Regions from separate parts of the Homo sapiens genome. Here region 1 is linked to region 2. A link is an interaction called in ENCODE POLR2A ChIA-PET data of the cell type or tissue named here. Cell type or tissue: GM12878. All regions are shown on one strand.

The links. ChIA-PET counts read pairs that join two places held together with the same protein. Peaks named below come from ENCODE experiments on the same cell type or tissue, not always from the same donor. Only the 100,000 strongest peaks of a DNase experiment are listed, where the experiment ranks them.
Region 1: POLR2A ChIA-PET joins it to region 2 with 5 read pairs; 3 of 35 experiments call an interaction of 5 or more read pairs at or near these places.

What each region holds. Positions count from the first base shown.
Region 1 is chr18:41,973,726-41,976,225 of GRCh38, reverse strand. The region is part of intron 4 of PIK3C3 (phosphatidylinositol 3-kinase catalytic subunit type 3); the gene reads right to left. Among named protein-coding and RNA genes, the nearest start is that of PIK3C3, 20 kb to the right of the region's middle. In GM12878, no CTCF peak of the experiment used is centred here; a DNase peak (open chromatin) is centred at 1,175.
Region 2 is chr18:42,025,136-42,027,635 of GRCh38, reverse strand. PIK3C3 (phosphatidylinositol 3-kinase catalytic subunit type 3) reads right to left here. Exons shown (of 25, transcript NM_002647.4): 14 at 88-193. Among named protein-coding and RNA genes, the nearest start is that of PIK3C3, 71 kb to the right of the region's middle. In GM12878, no CTCF peak of the experiment used is centred here; a DNase peak (open chromatin) is centred at 1,475; H3K4me3 peaks cover 288 bases; H3K27ac peaks cover 1,848 bases.

The sequences.
Region 1 (2,500 bases), 51 kb after region 2:
GCAAAATACTTTCTTTCAAGGGTAAATATTATAGTGGGTCAAACTACTTCAATCCCACTTTAGAAAATTAATTATGTGACCAGAAAATTCCTTGCTATCTTAATCTTGATTTTCAAGGATTATTTTGGGATTGTGATAATTTGTCAACGTTTATTCAAAAGATGCAGTACAACCAGCATATTCAAGTAAATTTAAATTAAAAGGATACTATAAAGAAAGTCCTTTTGGCCAGGCGTGGTGGCTCACGCCTGCAATCCCAGCACTTTGGGAGGCCAAGGCAGGCAGATCACGAGGTCAGGAGTTCAAGACCAGCCTGGCTAACACAATGAAGCCCCATTTCTACTAAAAATACAGAAAAATTAGCCAGGCATGATGGCGGGTGCCTGTAGTCACAGCTACCTGGGAGGCTGAGGCAGGAGAATGGCATGAACTTGGGAGGTGGAGCTTGCAGTGAGCTGACATCGTGCCACTGCACTCCAGCCTGGGCGACAGAGCAAGACTCCATCTCAGAAAAAAAAAAAAAAAAACAGTCCGTTTTAGATTTCCCAAAACTGAGAAAAATATCTGAGAAACCTTTCCAGCTCCTTCATGGTTCACTAAGAAATCAACAATATCATGAAGACTACTTACATTTCCAAAGTATCTTGAAATACGGTGTCCTAGATAGCAGGCACAAGTAATATGGTTACCAGAAAGATGTACTCACCCACCACAAATTTGTAAATTGGCACTCTAGATCAATGCTGTCAGTAGAACTTTTGGCAATAATAGAAACGTTCGACATGTGCACTGTCCAATAGATATCTTGTAGCCACCAGGGGCGTCTAAGCATTTGAAATGTAGTTAAAGTGACAGAGCAACTGAATTTTTAATGTTATTTCATCTTAATTAACCTAAATCTAAATTGCTACATGCGACTTGTGGCTCTGATATTAGACACTGCAGCTCCAGATTATAAATGACTCTTTGAAGTGGTTGGCATGAACCTATTCTCAAGAAACAATAACTAAATGAACTTAAAAAATCCAGCTCCTATTTAAACCTGAGATCTAGACCCTGGACCCACAGTGACGCCACACAGGCACTCTGTGGTTCAGCCTGAAACACCACCACATCTTACCACATCTTCCCTGCAACAGTGTTCACCTCTATACTCTACTCAACAACATTCCCATACCTATCTGTGTCACACAGAGTACAAAGCATTTTTCATCTAGTTGTTACTTTCTCTTTGCCTCCTCTTAATCAAACTGACAGAAACTAAAGCACATTCCAAAGGCATCAAGCAGAGCTGCTAAAATGAAAAGGAGACAGTGGAGAAGCATGCTTTTGCACTAACCTTTCATGTCTAAAGACATGGATTCAAATATAAATCAAACACTAAAGCTTGGTAGTCACATCCAAAACCCCAGGTGGATATGCATTCTAGTCATAAAACTCTTATAATATGACAAGCTGAAAAACAGAGCAGATGGGAACAATGGGTAAATTTGCTCAAGTAAGGCCCACAGCCACCAAAAGCCTGGGTCATGGACAAGGAAAGTTTAATAAATGCTCTAGAAGTCTGGTCTTTTATTATTTTCACAAATCAATTCAAACGGAAAGACACTATACTAAAAATTAATTAGGGAAACTTAGAAATGGGAAAAAGAAGAAAATGGGGCAGGGGGTGGGGGGGTAATAGTGTATTTAAATTATTCATTTCTTTCATTCCCTACTAGAAGTCTAAGAAATTCAAGTTATAAAAAATAAAAATTAAGGAAAATGATTATGTTTCCTTTTTTCATACTCATTTTTCCTTAAAGCAAAACTAGGCATGTTCACAAAATCAGGTAAAATCATGAGAGAGGTTAATTCCGCTAAATTCATCCTGAAAGAACTGGACTTTTAAAAACTCTCAAACTTGAAAAGCAGGCTTTCAAACTTCAGCTATTCATACTGTAATTAGAATTCAACTGTAATAGGTGAGCAATAAATCAGAAGAGGGTTAAGTCTGGCTTGTAGTGGAAGTTCTTTGCTTAATAATTATCTAACACCGTCTTTTCACAGGCCATTAAATAGTTAATCTTCATTTCACAGTCCTCTTGTCCATTATCCCTAGACAATCAAGACTGAAGTAGTTCTATAAGTGAGTAAACTCTCTCATACTGCAGTTTGAAAACTGTTACTACTATGCTACTTATTTAGGCTCATGGGTACCATGCATAGTAAAAATGCTTTGCTATTATTAAGATTTATGTATATCTTTTTAGTCTTAAGCCAACTGTCTTCTCAAAAATTAGAAACAATCATAGTAAATTCACTGGATGGAAAATAAAAGTTGCAACAAGAAATAAACCATTTGGTTCTAACTACTTAACCCTCATCTATTTGAATACTAATTTTTTTTCTTAAAATGGTAGCGTGAGAAATACAGACATTACATCTACCATCTCTGTTCCTTCTGTATGAAAATGGAAGCAGGAGGCATACAAATACTTTCCCATGTTTAAAAGTTTAT
Region 2 (2,500 bases):
TTTAGCTCATGGGATGTTCCTAAACAGGCAACAGGCTGAATTTGGCCCATGTGCTGCAGTTTGCCAACCCTCACATTTAAGGGTTACCTTCAACAATGCTTGGCTGAATCTTCTCATTACGTTCAAGTACATCTCATGGGTCTTTGGATCTCTCTGCTGAGTATCTTGATCTTCACATTCCACTATCACATACCTTAAAAATAGTTTGAGCCATTCATGTGATGTGAAATGAAACTTAGATTCAGTTTGTAAATACTCATATCATTTCACTAAAACAGATTAATTTACATATGCAAAAATAATAAAATTGGAGTAATAAAACACATTTTATCATCACTTTTAAAAGTGAAAACTTAAAGAGGAACACATACAACCATCAATAAAAGGTAAACTAAGAGTGGTAATGCCTTAATTTGTGTAATATCCCAAATTTTCTAAAACTTTTGCCACCAAAACAAGCATTTTCTCCTATTTATGAGGTAGAGTATTAACATCCTCAGAAATCATCTAAGCTCACATATTTACTGAGTAACTCGAGAACAAAAACTATTATTTTCATAATCTGTGTAATACTTTGGTATTACATAAGACTCTCTTATTCTGAAAACCTCTCTGAAGCTATTCTTGTCACTTATATTTTCAAAAGATGAATAAAATTTTAAGTAATTTTTCCTTTCCCATCCAGTTTCCCGTTTTTCAAAGATCCATACATAATCTTTAACTTTCCAATTAAAAAACTATGGTTTTAAAGAGTAAAAGACATTTTAAATGTCTTCTTAACCCTCATCTGCTTATACAATTACAAAAATCATATAAGCAATGATCTGAATAAGACTTTATAGGTCTTCTAATCCAGTGTTTCTAAATGTTCCACTGGGAACAAACCAAAGCAAATAACAGGTTGGGCATGGTGGCTCACACCTATAATCCCAGTGTTTTGGGAGGCCTAGGAAGGAGGATCACTTGAGGTCAGGAGTTTGAGACCAGCCTCTACATTTAAAAAAAAATTAAATATAAGCCAAGTGTGGTGTCGCCGACTATAGTCCCAGCTACTAAGGAGGCTGAGGTGGGAAGATAGCTTGAGCCCAGGTGAAGCTGCAGTAAGCTATGATCATACCATTGCACTCCAGCTTGGGCAACAAAGGGAGATGATATCTCTCAAAGAGAAAAAAAAAAGTATCACAGCTTGATACACACAGCCACATATGCACACAGATGTATAAAACGGAAAAGTTTCACAAAGCAACATCCTGTGAGCAATATGTTAATATTTGCTATTCTGTTTATTTCATTTTTCTTTAAATACAAATGCTAGACTGTGAAACTTTAAATTACTTTCAGTGGATCATGATGATGTGTAGTTTGAAAACCATCAATCTCAATCAACTTGCTTGCTTCATCAATAGTGAAACTTAGAGGGGCTGTGTCTTGTCTATGGTGGTATGACTGATTGTAAAACTGAGATTGAAACCCAGGACTTTGGGCTCCCAGGTCAGACTTTTTTGATTTTACTAAGTTGACTTTCACACTGTTTTATCTTTAAAACACATGTGAAACTTTTCGACCTTCTTAACTGACAATGTTTCCCAAATCTCAAGTCACGGATGCTTATTATTATGCTTTCCACTATTTCTGGGAGAGTATACTCTGTATTCAGCCATTCAGATGGTCAACTTCATGAGAGCTGAGGGCTTACCTGTCTTGTTCTCCACTATATCTTCAGCACGTCCATGTCTAGCTCATAATAGATGCTCAACATATTATTAATACATTACTGTTGAATGAATAATTCCACTCTTGTGGATTTAGCTACTATCTCATTATTGATAATTTTCAAATATAAATACATATTCATTTTTTACATCTAAGGTCTAATCTTGAATTCCATTACATGACCTGCTTTCACATTCATGCACTCTAATTTTCAAGGACCAGATCCCCTTTTCAAGACACTGTTTGTCATTTCTAACTGAACACATGTAAAACCAAACTTATCACATTAAATTGAATTTTTTCTACCTCTATCGAAGGTACTAACAATATCCAAGGTATTTGGGCTAGGAATTCTCATGTAGCAGGGTTCACAAACTCCAAATTTTCTCAAAAGGCAGGCAGGAAACAAATGTTTGAATCACTTAAATAGAAGGAAAGACAGAGAAGTGGGGCTGCAGCCAAACCAGAGAACATAGCACTACCTCAAACTTTCCTTGGCACTCAGTTCAATTTGTGGTCCATGAATCTAAAGCCGAACATTAAAACAAAAAACAGCAGTTCTAAATGGTGAAACTGTCAATATGGTATTATTCAAATCCAAGCCATCCCCTTCTACCCTTCATTGTTAAAGTCCTTGATTATCTCCGTCATCTTAGGGTATTCAGCTTTTCCTGTGTTTATGCAGCAAACTTATTTCCAAATGAACATATAGCTGACCACAATGTAGGGGCTCACTGCTGTATCTTGCTCTTTCTGACCACCAAGTAAACACTATGGCTGCAGCCAT